Regions from separate parts of the Homo sapiens genome. Here region 2 is linked to region 1. A link is an interaction called in ENCODE POLR2A ChIA-PET data of the cell type or tissue named here. Cell type or tissue: A673. All regions are shown on one strand. Links, peaks and the distances in the headings refer to the core of each region. The heading gives the core; the rest is flanking DNA.

Region 1 (8,388 bases), core at 2,552-6,551:
GTTCATATATTGTTTCTCTACTTCCTTGAATTTTCTCCACATTCTTCTTTTGCTCTTAGAGCATATTTAAGACAATTATTTTAAAGTCTTATCTAGTGAGGCTGATGTGTGTGTTTCTTTAGAGACAGTTTCTGAAAGTTAACTTTGTTCCTTTTGATGGACCGTATTACCCTATCTCTTTGAATGCTTTATGATATTTTTGTTGAAATTTGGTCATTTAAAAAAGAGGCCACATCCCTCAGTTTTTGCACACTGGCTCTGTGCAGGGGAAAACTTACTAATCAATGTAATATGAACACATAAAGTCCTCTGAGACCTTTTCTGAGCATATATTCTGTCTGAGCATGTGTGTATGCTTTTCCCTCTTATAAATACTGTAGAACTGTGATTGCTTTCCAGAGCTCCTAAAAACCTGTATTAGTCAGTCTGTTGTTTTTAATGTTCCTGTGGGTAAACAAGGGCTTGGAGCTTTCTAATCTACCAACTTGCAGATGTCACTCACAGACCCTGTTATGTTTCAAGGAGTCTCAACTCAGCTTCTTCTTGGGGCCTTAGATGTTCTACTGTATTATTTCCCAATAATCTCTTACCTTCAGTTTCTGTGGACCTGCAACTTCCCCTCTCTCCTGCAGTTTTTGCATGCATGCCACTGGTTTACATGGTTTCTAGCCTAAGATCCCAACTATACTACTGTTTCCTCTTCTGAGTTCCAAGTAAGGAGAGTGAGAAACTAGTGCCTTGGCAGTGCTCACACTGGTTATAACCTTGCAAATATGATCTACTTCGCTCTTTCTGGTCCAAGTGAGGGAACTGGGTATTGACATCATCTTCCACCTGTGAAGCACAACATAGGATAAAGAATGGGGCAAAGGCAAGTAAAACACTATGAAATTTCTTACCATTTTTAATGTGGCTTTTTCTTGATTGGGCATTTGCTTGGTTTCTGTAGATTTTTGACTATCAGATATACTATTAAATTATATAAATCAGTCTATAAGTTTATCTATTTATTTTAGTGTTTGTTTTCTGTGATGGATAAAAGGGCTTTGAGCTTTCTATTCTGCTACTTTCCTGATTATTTTTTAAAAGTTTTTAACAAAATACATTGTGAATGTAATACAATATTGTATATTTTGTATATTATTTTGATATATGATTTCAGCATTGGAAATAATTTCAATGACTTGAAAATATGTTATAAGCCTTTCAAACAGGGAAAGCAGAATTAGTTAGTTATTCATGTTGACACAGTTGTATTATGTTATTTCCTACTCTAATATATGACTCAAAGGTAAAGATTAATTTTTCATGTGACTTTTATTTGCAATCTATGACCCCAATAAGCACTGTGTTGAATTAGGCTTCTTTAAAAAAATTCCAGTGGATCAACCAATTTTTACTCATTAAAAATAATAAAAAATAATAATATGTAATAAAAATATTTACTTCTTCAATTTTACTGTAGTTTTCTAGTTTTAATCAGTTTGTTGTTCAAACAAGCAACAGTGTTATAAGCTAACTTTTGAAGGAGAAAATGCATGCTATGGTATTTAAGGAATTGTGGTTCATTTTAGATATATGATTTCAGCATTAACAAAGAAGAATTCCAATGACTAAAAAATATGTTATAAGCCTTTCATCATAGGGAAAGCAGAATCTATACGTTTCTCATGTCAATATTGTTTTCACTATGTTGTTTGCTACTCTAGTATATGATTTGAAAGGAGAAAGAGCTGAGGTTAAGAGTCAGCTAGGGGGCCAGGCATGGTGGCTCACACCTGTAATCCCAGCACTTTGGGAGGCCGAGGAGGGCAGACTACGAGAGGTCAGGAGATCGAGACCATCCTGGCTAACACGGTGAAACCCCATCTCTACTAAAAATACAAAAAATTAGCCAGGCGTGGTGGTGGGTACCTGTAATCCCAGCTACTCGGGAGGCTGAGGCAGGAGAATGGCGTGAACCCAGGAGGCGGAGCTTGCAGTGAGTCAAGATGGCGCCACTGCACTCTAGCCAGGGCAACAGAGCGAGACTCCGTCCCCCCCCCCCAAAAAAAAAGAGAGTCAGCTAGGGTTATTTTTATTAGTGGAACAAATCCACCCACTTTGCCTTTGTATCTCATCAGCAGAGTTAGTTTGGATTAAGTGTGTATAAACAATAATTTTAGTCATTTTTAACCAGTTTGTAACACCATTTCTAAAGTTCAACAATATGCATGTGATACAGAGATAGCTGGATAATTTTATTCATGCCTTGTGTTCAATTTAATAAAAGAGAAAAACACTTTGAGTTAAAGTCACACTTTTAGTGAAATGGAATGCTGTCTTTTTTTAATTTATAATTATTGTGGGTACAGAGTAGGTATATATATTTATGGGGTATATGAAATATTTTGATAAAAGCATAAAATGTGTCATAGTCACATCAGAGTAAATGGGGTATCTATCACCTCAAGCATCTATCCTTTGTATTACAAACAGTCCAGTTGTACTCTTTCATTTATTTCAAAATGTACAATTAAATTATTACTGACAATAGTGACACTGATGTGCTATCAAATACTATATCTTATTAACTCTATTATTTGTACCCATTTATCATCACCACCTCCCCCTCTTCCACCTACCCTTCCCAAACTCATCATCTACTCTCTGTCTCATGAACTATTTTAATTTTTATCCTCCACAAATAAATGAGAACATGATCAGTTTGTCCTTCTGTGCCTGGCTTATTTCATTTAGCATAATGACCTCTGGTTCCATCCATGTCACTGCAAATGATGGGATCAGCCATCTTTTTTATGGCTGAATAGTACTTCACTGTGTATATGTACCACATTTTCTTTATCCATTCATCTGTTTGTGGGCATGTAGGTTGTTTCCAAATCTTGACTATTGTGAACAGTGCTGCAATAAACATAGGAGTGCAGGTATCTCTTCAATATACTGCTTTGTTTTTTGGGGGAGTATCTACCTAGCAGTGGAATAGCTGGATTATATGGTAGCTCTGTTTTTAGTTTTTTTTTTGAAACCTCTGAACTGTTCTCCATAGTGGTTGTACTAATTTACATTCTCACCAACAGTGCACAGTGGTTCCCTTTTCTGCATATCCTCATCAGCATTTGTTATTGCCTGTCTTTTGGATAAAAACCATTTTAACTGGGGTGACAGGATATCTCATTGTAGTTTTGATTTGTATTCCTCTGATGATCAGCGATGTTGAGTACCTTTTTCATATGCCTGTTTGCCATTTTGTGTCTTATTTTAAGAAATGTCTACTCAGATCTTTAACCCATTTTTGACTGGATTATTCAATTTTTTCCTATAGTGCTGTTTGAGCTCCTTATATATTCTGGTTATTAATCCCTTTTCAGAAGGGTAGTTTGCAAATATTTTCTCCTATTCTGTGGATCGTCTCTTCAATTTCTTGATTGGTTCCTTTGCTATGCAGAAGCTTTTTAACTTGATATTGATATGAACAGGAAGCAGGGAAATATTGGGTAAAAGAGGGCGGAGTCCCTGGCAAGGGCTCCACCCTCAAGCCTGAATTTGTGGCCCTAAGTGAGAACTTCACTTCCCTGTTTTCCCAACCAAATGTTGCCTTTTGGCCTACCATGCCCCCTATCTTGTGCTCATAAGAACCCCAGATCCCAAACTCAGCGCACACACACAAAAGAAAGAAGCATCTGAACGTTGAGAGGAGAAGAAGCAGCTGGACATCAGAGACAACGGTCAGAGAGGAGTTCAGCCGGGGATGGTTAGGCCGCCTTCCCACTTTATCCCCTTGCCAGCTTTCCATCCTACTGAGAGCCACTTCCACCACTCAATAAAATTTCTATGTTCACCATCCTTCAAGTCCTTGTGACCTCATTCCTCTTGGAATGAGAGGACAAGGACCCAGGTATGGGTGCAAGACGCTGTCACACTGACTCTCCACTGAGCTGTTTTAACACTTAAGCCATCCACAGACAGCAAAACAAAGAGTACACTGTAACACTCACCCTTTCAGGATCCAGAGGTCGCATGCAACCTGTAGACACTGCCACAGGCCTGTATGTGGGGCGGGGGGGCGGCGCCCAAAGTTACTTGCCCCTGCTCCTGCACCTTCTCACCTGTGTGCTCCTACTCCCACAAGGGTTTTGAGCACTGCGGGCTGAGTAAGCAAGCCACCCCTTCATGAGTCCCACAAACTGGTCAGGGGAACTATCCTGTCTCAATATTATTCCATTTGTCTATTTTTGTTTTGATTGCCTGTGCTTGTGGGGTGTTGCTCAAGAAATCTATGTCAAATCCAATGTTGAAATGTTGTCTTGGAAACCTTAAGTAGTGAGCTATTAAGTAATTTTCTATAGCCAAGTTCCCCACTCTAAAATAAAAAGCCGATGATGGCCTTTACCAAGAATTTCTAAGAGTTTCTTTAACAATACAGTAAAATAAATTGAGAGGAAATACGGAAGTTATGACCTATTCATTTAGGCATGTTTATTTTCCCTGAAATTATACCCCAGATGTCATTAATACATTTCTTCCACAAACACATGGCTTTCAAAGCAGGAACATTTTTAGTTTTGCATATAAGGAACTGTATATTTAACATATTCTTCAGAAACAAAAATCATTGAGGATGACAGCCATGTACAGCAAACGAAAACAACCATTAGTAGGTGTTATTAAACAGAAGATTGAATGTTCATTCATCCAAACAACTATAATATAAAACTTAGATTTATTTTGTATTAATTTATGTTTATTCTTCAAGAAAACTGAACATGGAAAAGCCTTCTGATTATAACTACTTTCTTGGCAGATAAACAGGGAGATAACAAAGTAGTTATAGTGTAACACAGGAATAGAATTTATGCCAATCACTCTGTAGCTTAGATCCTATGTTGTATAAAATACATTTGCTAATTTAATTACATGGGAAAATATTGAAATATTGTATTATGAAATAATAATTCATACCATAGACTACAAGAATTGTGAGGTCGTTTCCCTGAACAGAATATTGTCTTCCCAACCTTAAGTGTTAGGGAAATGTTTTGTCTTGATAAATATGCAGAAAACCCTAGCAATATTTTGATTCTCTATAACTTATGGATTTCCTCCTTATACAGGCATAATGTGAAGTACATTAAGATGAAAACAGGCTCATTTCCTCTAACTTTAAATAAAAAATAATTATCTTTATTGTGACAGGGAGGAGTGAATACAAGGTGCTTTAAATGTATTGGCTCTGTTAAAGATATTTTTTCCTGCCAAATGCACTCAATTAAAACAGCTATCATAGGCTTACCCTATTTTCAGTAAATCATCATTTTTTTTCATTTTATTTTTATGATTGAATTATAAAACTCTTCAATGGCTCATCTTGGCTCTCTCCCCTTCCCTGAAGCCATCTTAAGTGAATATTTTTGTATACAACAGCACAAACATGCACACATATTTGTCTGTGTAAGGTCAAGTAAATGTCCATGATTTTTCCTTTATGGCAGTTCAGATGACCTTTTACAAGCCATTTGCCCCTAATACTCAAGTCTTAAACCCTCCTATTTAATTTACATTACTTGATCTTTTTGTCAGTAGAAATGAAAAGTCCTAGTATACCTATAATCCAGACTATCCATGGGCAAAATTGGAAGACAGGTGAACACTTTTCTCATTTTTCTTCATCCCATTTTTCTTTCTTTTTTACTTATTTATATATTTTTTGGCCTTTTGGTGCCAGTGTTCTTTTGTTCTGCCATCCCACTCATTCAAAAAATCGATTATAGTTCAGGCATCAGACAAAAGAGATTTGATAAATTTCTTCACACTAAATTGAAAGTAATGGCTAAGCTCTCCTATACAATGTCATTTTTCCTTTAATACGTGATGTTACATATCTAGGTAAAGAATTATAGATACCAATAACAAAGACTAGGGTAACTTGTGAAACAATAAAATTTGTTGCCCAAACCAAGAAACTTTTGATAGGAAAAAAAAAAGCGCTATTAATCACTCCCTGAGGATAATAGTGTAAAACAGAAGTGTCTTTTGTAAACCAGAAACTAAATGTCATCTTCTAGCCCTAGTATTCTTTGTTCAGGATATTTAACCCTGTATGTAGTTCCCACGATTTGCAGACATACACTGTCTTGCAAAACTTAATGTTAAAAGACATTGCTCTTTAAGGTGTCACCAAGTTGGCTTAGAAATCCTATGATGGGTAATTTTTTTCAATTTTTAGTTCAGAATAGATAGTTCCTTGGAAAAATCCTCAGAACTTAATTACCACTCACAACCAAGTTACTCTATGAATCCACATTACTTCATTGAGCCACTGTTTCCTTGTTTTTAAAATTGTGGGGGGAGGTAATTAAACTAGAAAATGCCCAAAGATATTTTCATCACTAATATCCTATGAGTGTGAGCAAGAATTATGATTAATTTTTATCCCTTCAATAAATAATAGCACAAACTAAAAAATCATTTATATGTAATCTATGTAAATTTTTGGAGCCCTGTAAAATAATGGTTGAAGAGAAAGGTGACAGAAATTTACAACTCCATTTTTTCCCCCTATTTGTGGTCTTCAATTGTGGACCAAGTGTGCTTGATCCCTTTCAAAAGTGAGATGTCATTGCAAATTGCAAACTCAGGTATAATTTTTTTTTTTTTTTTTTTTTTTTAGCTAGAGCATGATGAATGTTATTCTAGTGTGTGACCCTTTCTGCTGATTGTAAAATGAAAATAAGGGCATTGGTTTTTGTTTTATTTGTAAAAAAATTGTTAAAAATCAAATTATCTGCCATAATTCTGTATTATTTAAACTGAAATAATTTCACCTTAGGGATTCTGCAACAGTTACTAACAATTATAATGGCAGCTAAATGACTGTTCTCTCTTCATCTAACCCTAATGGACAGAGTCAGGTTCTCTGGGAAATCCATTCAGTTACTCTGATTCTATGAGATTAGAAGGTAGCATGACTTAGGACTTATGTAAACAAAGATAAAGATAAAGAATAGTGTTGAGATAAGACATAACATTAGAGGAGAATGAATACAGATTTTGAAAGGAGACAGATGATGCTTCAAATCTTGGCTCTGTGGTTGCTCAGTTTGTAACATTAGACTAAGTCACTGATTCTCTTTCAGCCTATGTTCCCTCATCTGTAAAATGGACTGCTGACATCTAATAACTCACAGAGTAGTTAAAAAATTTAAATGAGATAAATATGTAGAGCTGTCACCATTGCTGTAATGTCATAGACTGCACAACAATTACTTTTCTTTGCCTGAGAGTCATTAACAGATATAATCAGGAACTACTACTTGCCTTTGGAGCCTGATGTTTTTGTAACTTTTGTCCATATTAGACTCTCAGAAACTATCCTCTTACTCTCCTCTCCACATCCCTGCAAATAAAAACAACAATGACATTGATTCACAGACTGTGCTAAGTCAGATCAGCTGATGCATCAGCTGTAGGGAAGTGAGCCCTATCTTTCAGGACATCAATTCTCAATATTTGTTACTCATTAGAGCAATTGTTTACATCTTTAAGAATCTAACATTTCTTTTTATTTTCATGTTTTAGTTATTTCCAGTCAAGAAAAAATAATACATGCCCAACCTAAGTCATTAGGACTTTGTTTGATACAAAATGTGTTGCTATTTTTGATGGAGTAAACACAAATTTAAGATACCCTGTATGGCCAGGAAACACCATTTCAGAAAGCCACGAAGTAAATGATAGTGAGGGATGAATGGTAGGGAGAGAGCACTGAGACTGTGAAAATACTGCTTGTATAGCACTTTAGGCTCCTAGTGAGGCAGATCAAGAATTGTCTTATTATCTCGATATTGTATAATATGTTTCAAAAAGCCCATCCGGAACATTATTTTGATTTGTATTCCTTTAGAATCAACTTCAATTTCCAGTACTATCTTCTATCATTTTATGTTGTTATAAAAGTGAATCAAATATTTGTAGCAAACTGTAGATTTTTCTTCATATAAGAAAAGAAAAAGACTATGATGATAAAGAAGAAAGACAAACAAGAATGAATTTATGCCCAAGTGTTTAGGGTTATATTGTATCTTCAATACTCTCTAGTTGTTTCTACACTGCGGAGATTGTAGGGTTTTAAAAAAAAGTTAGGTTGAACTAAAAAGGAAATGATACAACAGTTTCTAGACATTTTTAGTCTATTTGTATGACGAAGTTGAGTTCTTGCTCACTTACCTTTTCTTCACCTCCCACTCCTCCACCCCTCCCCCCACACACAAACCACACACTTGCCCTCCAGGCTGGGAGGAATTCATTGCTGTAGAATACCATCTATCATACCACTTCTTCCCAAATACCTGCACAGTAGAGGAATTAATTCCCAGAGGGAGGAGTAAA
Region 2 (8,388 bases), core at 2,768-6,767, 710 kb before region 1:
ACTTGTCCAATTACTTTCTCTATCCTTGTTACTCATGTGTGGTGCTTTAGATAAGAGCGTGTTCCTTCACTGCAATCTTCTTATTAAATTAACTTTATTTTCAAGAAGCTCTAAAGATGAAAAGCACTCCGGATGTTAAATATCATTTAAATATTATATGAAGTGCATCTCAAGTGTTACATTTGTAGGTAGCAGAAAAAAAAAAAGAAACAGGTAGGCAGTGTGAACGGAAGACTGAGGGAGCAACTTAATGTCAGGCTTAAAATTTTGGAAGGCATCTCAAACAGCTATTCTCTGTTGAGATGCTACATCTTTGTGTAGCATCTCAAACAGCTATTCTCTGTTGTTATGAGGGACTTTATGTGAACAGAACATGAGGAAATGGCATTGAATAGCAGCAGAGGAGATCAAGGGAAAAATAATTTATTCTTTTAACATATGTAAGACATGTCACTGAGTGCCTACTGGTTAAGGCCCTATTCTAAGTGCTCAGAATAGAGGAATGAATGAACCCGAGAAAAGTTCCTGCAGTCCGTCTGTTAACTATCACTTCTTTCTCAGATAATAGAGACTCCAAAGTCTTAGGTTTTAACCTCAGATCTGCTTCTGGCACCTGACCTTGCCCTTACTTTTTGAACTCCAAAATAAAGTTGAAGGTACTGTGGACACTATCAAATGATGCTGGGGAATGTTACTGGCACCATCCGGCTGGTCTTCCAAGGTTCTGAGTTGTCTCCACCCATGGCTTCATTTCTTCATGTGATCAGAGTGATGTTGGGACATAGTTCTTTCACTGTTCATTGAAGAGTTACTGGTTAATTTTTTCATTCAAAAGGATATTTCTTTGGGTAAATAATTTCTTAGCTTACTCAAACAAAATCTCTTGTCTCTGGGCTGTGGCAGTTCATCTCTTTGTTGCATTGGAAATAGAAAATTAATTGTCCCTGGCATTCTAGGTACTATTTTATCGTTTACAAGTTCTCATTGCTTTTCCTTTTATTTTCTTTCTGGTAATATGAGCATACTTCACATCCTGGGTTTATTGTTTGTCATTTGCTAGTTTTATTTTGCATTGTTTTTTGCCCACATGCAGGTTTTGCACATATTTCTGTCATGGATTTCTTAGTCTGCATATCCTAAGTAGGTGTCACTATTCATTGAGATATGAATAGCTCTAGTTTTGTATCTCAGTATGTTTGGATGGTCTGCTAATTTTGGTGGATTTTTATCTCTTCTTTAATCTACTTCCTTGAAGGAATGATTTAAAACTCTAAAATCAGTTACACTATTTTGTTGAAAATATGAAATGCTGTAGAGTTGTCTTCTGATGCCATGTTACTCATAGCTATCGATGAGCGAGTCACAGACTAGATTAGTGGAAGGAAGGAAGGAAACAAATGAAAAAAAAAAAAACCTACAGATTTACTTCTTCATTTCTTTCCTTGGCTAACAGGTGGAATGCTTAAACCAAAAAAGAGTAATCTGTTGGCCCACCTTTGATTCACTTGCTGGCTTTGTGATATGTGAAGGTCATTGGTCAGCATTTTTCCCTGTTAAGAGAGTTAGAGAACTAGTGAGTTTATTTAGTCATCCTGGGAAGAGCCAGTTTTAACATCTGTAGTAATTACCTTTTCCAGCCTGGCCTCTCAACTTAATTTTTTTTTCTAGTAGTTCTAACTCAAGCTTTGTTCTAGGCTTATGTTTATTATTAATCTTATATGCACCTCTTGCTTAAATCTTACCATACCTAACACTTGGATCCTACATCTTGGTTCCTGCTGGACAGGTTCCTATCCATGAGGCTTTTTTTCTAACTTATTGTTATTTCTAATCTCTGGCTATGTTAGAGATATGTTCCTGAAAAGTTACGTTCCCTGTGATGTTTTGTAAATGGAATCATTTTAAATGCGTTGTGGGTACTTGCCATTTAAAGACTACTGGTCATATGGTGTTTTATAAAATGAAAGCCTTTTGCAAGGCAAATTATGATACTCACCTCAAAATTCATCTTTCTATTTATTTTCTTTCTATATTCTGTATAACAATTTTCATAGGTGGGCGCACTCAGGGCCACCCCCATGGCCATGTAGGCTGTGTACTATGCAGCTCCAGGGGGTGTTATTCACAGAGACCATAGTGTCAACAGCCCTCAAAACTGCATGGAGTCTGGCATTTGAAATATTTACTTTTTCTTTCTTTAACCTGACTTCAATAAATGCATTACTCATTAATGTGTTTGTTTTTCTTTTGTTGTCTATGGTAATTAATAGATAGCTCACCTTTTTTTTAATACTCAGAGGAATACAAATTCAAGACAGGGGCTGTTTGTCTGGGCTGTGTGGTACGTCACATTGGCTGGCTCTAAAATCTTGTGGACTGTCTCAAGAAAGTCTATTGTTTGATTTCTTTGTTAAGTCTATTTCTTGATGTACTTTGTTTCCTAGTACATCAGTTTATTTCAACTTCAGTTGCCTCTTCTCTTTTTCCTTCTAGGATTGTTTTTGGATTCTCACTAAACTCAAAGAATCCTTTCAACTTGTTTTGTGGTCCTCATATTATCATGGAAGCTAAGAAAACTGTAATGTCTGACTGATATTTATACTTTTCATATGACACTTTCCAAGTAATAAATCATCAAACATGAAAATGCTGGAAACTTTTTTTTTCAAATTTAAAGTTTGCTACGTAAGTAGTTTTAATACTTTGATGATACGTAAGTGATGGAGTCAACTTAAGCACTATAATAGAAAATATAATTTTAATAATAAAGTCACTTTGTGTTAGAATGTCTACTCTTTTCTACAAAGAACCCATTGGTGATTTTCATAGTAACTCCATAAGGTCAACCTTTTGCTTCTATTTCATAGATAAGGAAACTACGCTTTTTGTACATATGATAAATTGTTCAAAGTCACGCTACTAATTAGTGGCAGAGCTGGCATTTGAATCCACTCTTTGTAATTCCCAAACTCATTCTTTCTATTACATCTTGCTCTGTATAAATGCTGTCCAATTTTTAATACACATAGCAGTTACTTTCCCACTGTGAATACAAAGTATTCCTTCAGCATATGTTGATCTTGCATTTAAGGAGTAAATTCTAACCAGAACCACCATATCAGGAAATTAATAGAATAGATAAAATCCCAACCAATTTTACAAAATGTACGTAACCTTTTCCTCTCTGAGAAATTTTGTTTTGTTTTGTTGTTGTTTGTTTGTGTTTGGTTATTCTTTCTTTCATTTCTTCCCTTACTGTTATTTTGCGATCTTGGATATTGTAGTCATAATATCATTAAACACTTGTACCACTGATTTTGCTTTCTTTGCCTATTTTCCCTTTAGTTGTTATTTGATAGAAATGAACGAGATGTTTTCAGATACCTTCAGCATTTCCAAACTTCTTTATAATTAAGAAGTGATTCCTTCATGGGGGAAGGTATGTGTAGGGGAACACGGTTTAAAAGCTTTGAAAAAGTGTGTGATCACATATAGGGGGAGAAACCTAGAGACACAGGACATCTTTTTTATCCATGATATTTGATGCTGTAGGGTGATTAAGAATGCAGGAGAGACATATAGGATTTATATGGTGTTTTGCCTGCTACAGTAGTCTGGATTTTAGAATTATTGGTTTCTGGACCCATTGTTAACTTGCTTAAACCAGGATAATGTCTGTAAGGAATAAAATGTAGAAGGATATACATTCAACCAAGCTTGAAAATATATTTGCCTCGCATGTATAACGTGGGAAACTATCACTTGCTAAAGGGTCTAAAATCTAATAGATGCATATATGCATTCCTGTTGATGATAATCTTGTTTCACAGAGCCACAGGCTCCAATAGTCATTTATTGATAGGGGTAGAAAATGGAAGCGAAAAATCTACCAGATATTCTTGTTGCTCTCCATTGTCATGTTTATGTATGTGAAAGAGGCAGGGGGCAGAGTGTTTTCCTTGGTGCTGAGATAAATGATTGAAATTGCAATTATAAGGTCCCCACTATATGCCATCCTTCTGTTCTTTACTGCTGCCTTCCTCCTATCTACCTACTTACTGATCTTTTTGAAGTTTTTATTCACTCAAGTTCATGAAATAAATGTGTTTTTCAATAAAGGCTATTTAACTGAGTTGCTCCCTTTTAACTGCTAATTGAATTTTAAGTTTTGATTTTGAAACTAAATCATTGTAAAACTTCAGAAGTTCCTATTATAGCAATGACTTGAAAATATAATGTGGAGTTTTGCCAAGGGCCAACTTTATTCTATATTTTAAGATGTTATAACTTACTGTATTGTAAGCTACCATGGAAATATACTGCAAAAATATACATTTTTTAGGATATATATTAGGGAATTAATAGCACATACAAGCACTCAGAAATAAGTGCTCATGGGCCAGGCACGGAGGCTCACGCCTGTAATCCCAGCACTTTGGGAAGCTGAGGCGGGTGGATCACCTGAGGTCAGGAGTTCAAGACCAGCCTGGCCAACATCATGAAACCCTGTCTCTACTAAAAATACAAAATTTAGCCAGACATGGTGGCACACATGTGTAGTCTCAGCTCCTGGGGAAGCTGAGGCAGGAGAATTGCTTGAACCCTGGAAACGGAGGTTGCAGTGAGCCGAGATTGCACCACTGCACTCCAGCCTGGGTGACAGAGTGAGACTCTGTCTCAATAAATAAATAAATGCTCAGAATGACTAGGAACTAAGCATTCTATGTATTCCTTAGAGTCCTAGAAAGATATCTAGGTTAATTGAGAATGCAACTGTGTTTTTGGGGGAAACAAGCCTCCCTGGGACTATAGGCAGCAATACTTGCCCAGAAGTCCACCTTGTCAGCCTGTTTTGCTTAAAGGCCATGAATAATAGAATCATGGAGCAAGGAGTGAAACATATATATATATATATATATATATATATATATATATATATATATTTACAGTAAGAAGGAACATTTTATCACGTTACTTTTCTAGTAAGTAAAGACCAGCATCTTTAACAAGGTCTCTTGGCCCTAAGTGGTTTAATTTTTGCCTATGTCAATAGCCTCAACCAGCTCAGCCTATATCCCTTTGAGTCTAGCCACAGAAGCCTTCCTCTGGGTAATTAATTAATTAATTAATTAATTATTTTAGAGATGGGATTTTGCTATGTTGCCCAGTCTAGCCTGAAACTCCAGGGTTCAAGTGGTCTTCCTGCTCACTTCCATTTCCTGAGTGGCTTGGATTATAGGCACTCATTACTGAACCCAGCTCCTCTGGTTTTTAATTGTGATAATCCTTTGATCTTCTGGGTTTTACTGTTTCCTTTCCTCTTCCTGGTGGCTCTAACTCTGTGCTTAGTTAATTCCAACACATCCTTTAGAACTCAGCTCAAAAGTTACTTATTTGAGGAAGTTTCTCTTCACTTGTCATCAGAGGAGGTTTCCTTCCCTATATACATAGTTTCCAAAGTGTCTCGTATAGTTCATAACAATTTGTGTGTTCAACAGTGGAAGTTATACATACATTTTGTTGTTGATTTTTTTTACTGTCTTTTTTTTGCTACAGTATAAGATAATGAAGGCAGTGATGACTGCTGACTTGGTTCACCAACACTCTCCTCTATGCTTAGTACAATGATAACATGTTATTGGTGCTTGGTACATACTTGTTAATTGATTGAATGAGCAAATAGATAGATAAATATATGAATGTATAAATAAATTCAAGGCCAGAGCAATGAAGAGAGAATAAGGGCTTAGACTAGGAAAAAAATGGGCCTATAATCCCAGCACTTTGGGAGGCGGAGGTGGGCAGACTACTTGAGGTCAGGAGTTCGAGGCCACTCTGCCCAACATGGTGAAACTCCATCTGTACTAAAAATGCAAAAAATAGCTGGGCGTGCTGGTGCATGTCTGTAATCCCAGCTATTTGGGAGGCTGAGGTGGGAGAATTACTTGGACCCAGGAGGCGGAGGTTCCAGTGAGCCAAGATCACACCACTGCACTCTAGTCTGGGCAACAAGAGTGAAACTCCACCTCAAAAATAAATAAATAAATAAATAAAATAAAAGTATTAGGAAAAAAGGAGCAGAGAAAAAAAAAATGGAAGGGATAGAATAGAAATACCAAAAGTGGAAGAGAAGGTGAGAGGTAATTGTGGAAGAAGATGTTTAATACTTGTAAACTGTTTAGAAAAGGATATGATTATGAAGGTGTGGAGCTTGGTGAGAAAGAGAGAAGGGGTCAATTTTAATGTAGCCAAGTACTATTCCTCTGTCAGAGAATTTGGGGACAATTTTCAACATGATGATACTGACACTATATTCATCACTGTTCTTTGTAGGGCCCTTAGGAGATAAATCCCTTTTATCCTCAACCTAAATATTCCAAGAGACTAAGAATACCTAAAGTATTATGGTTTTGGGAAAGAAGAATCAACATCATGATTAGTGGAAAAGAAACTAAGAAGTAAAAACATAAAATCTTCTTAAATATTATTTTTCAAGTCTTGGATTTGGGATAAGATTTGGGTAATGGTTTCACCTCTGGGGACATATCCATGTTTTTTTTCTGGGTTCCTGAAGATTGTACATTTTGGGAGCCTTCTTTAAGAATGCTAATACAAAATTAGATACAGGACTTTGTGAAAAGTCAATGAAAATAAGGCTCCTGAAGTTTAATTAACTACCGTAAAATTTTGACTATGCTCAGGCTTGTTCTACTGGCTGTGCAAATTTTGAAAAGCACATTAACTTCTCTAAACTTCAGTTTCCTCTTACATAAAATGGGACAAACTATAAATTCCAGTGAAAGATTGGTCTGATTTTGTAAGTATATATTCTATTGGGAAAAATTTTTTGTAATCTAGAAGTGCTATAAAATTAGTCATAGCTGTGATTACAATATTTACTAATTCATTTATCTTTATGGCTACACTTACTACATCACATTTTTTAAGTGGAAGAAACAGGTTATTTTCTTTTTAGTGTAATATTTATCCTGAAGAACTAAGACTTGCTGACCTATACTTTAATGCTCTGTTCATTGACCCTCATTTATTTGTGGTGGTCATGCTCATTAAGCATTGAGCATTTATTATATATGTGCTGAGTCAGAGGTAGACTTTGGCCAACTGACTGGCTAGGGCTAAAACACCCAATCCTTTTCGGTGTTGCTTAAACTTTTCTCTTGATTCGAATTCTTCCTTGTCAGTCAAATGATAAATTTTGTCTTCAGAGAAAGGAATTATTTGATAACTCCTTTTCTCTTACTGCTGCTGGTTCTTGTCAGTCTGTCAGAAAGCAAAAGTAAAAAGTTGCATTGAAGCTTATAGAAATTTCATGTATATTTTTCTATACCATCTTTACCTTGATAGTTGTCTCATACTTCTGTACTTCCTAGTACATTGCCTAGGGGCTGAAATTCTTACAAACAAATTATTATATTTTTACTTCTTTCTTAGATGCTAGATTTCCTGCACAGAATGTAATTAGATAAGCTCTTTCCTGTGAGCACAACTATAAGGAGAGACACACAAGATTAAGCACAGTTTGCATAATACAAGCTTCTTACCCACTTGGGACATTGGAGAGAAGCTCCATGCTCTTAGTCCTATTCTTAGCCCAACTGTGAGTGTGTGCATGTGTAGGGGACAGGGATTGTAAAGAGGGAGAACAAAGTCAAAGGAAGGGGAGGGAAACACATGTCCTTACCACGTGTCTGTTATTTCACCACCTTCTCTAACTAGCTATGTTTCGGGTATTAGCTCAATTTTAGTCTCAACAAAGGACATCTGTCTCTGAGATCACCAAGATCAGTCTGGTAGCAGGATCAGGGGAAAACAAGAGTGAGAGAAGATAACAGAAAACACTGTGGAGGCAAGGTGACTTTTGGTTAGTTGTCTGTCTTCTCAGAGCCCAATTTTTCTCATGTATAAAATGGGAGTAATCATAATTACCCAATGGATTGTTATGAATATGAAATGTGATAATATGTTTAAAATGCCAGAAACTTCCTAGGTGCTCAGTAAATATCTGTCTCTCACACAAAAGATTTTTGGATGGAGTATGTGCAGATCGAGGACTTGGTGCCAGCCTGAGCCATAAGATGTCCTCAGTAAGGATTCCTGAATAAATACCAAGGTAGAGGGACTGCTGCCTAGGGTTTAGTGCTTTACCTCTGTGAAATTAAGCATGAAAAATAAGTTCAGGGAAAAAGAAAGAAAGTGGCATGCTGTGATAAAAGAATTTAAAGATTTACTCTTTTTTAAAAAAATATTATTTCCTTTGAAGTCCTCATATACGCTTTTTAAAAAAATTATCGGCTTTGGGAGGCTGAGGTGGGTGGATCACGAGGTCAGGAGATCGAGACCATCCTGGCCAACATGGTGAAACCCCGT

The links. Peaks named below come from ENCODE experiments on the same cell type or tissue, not always from the same donor. Only the 100,000 strongest peaks of a DNase experiment are listed, where the experiment ranks them.
Region 2: POLR2A ChIA-PET joins it to region 1 with 5 read pairs; 1 of 35 experiments calls an interaction of 5 or more read pairs at or near these places.

Annotation. Positions count from the first base shown.
Region 1 is chr9:28,460,695-28,469,082 of GRCh38, reverse strand. The region is part of intron 4 of LINGO2 (leucine rich repeat and Ig domain containing 2); the gene reads left to right. Among named protein-coding and RNA genes, the nearest start is that of MIR876, 400 kb to the left of the region's middle. In A673, for the core only: no CTCF peak of the experiment used is centred there; a DNase peak (open chromatin) is centred at 4,442.
Region 2 is chr9:29,175,714-29,184,101 of GRCh38, reverse strand. The region is part of intron 1 of LINGO2 (leucine rich repeat and Ig domain containing 2); the gene reads left to right. Among named protein-coding and RNA genes, the nearest start is that of LINGO2, 34 kb to the left of the region's middle. In A673, for the core only: no CTCF peak of the experiment used is centred there; no DNase peak of the experiment used is centred there; H3K4me3 peaks cover 31 bases; H3K27ac peaks cover 1,039 bases.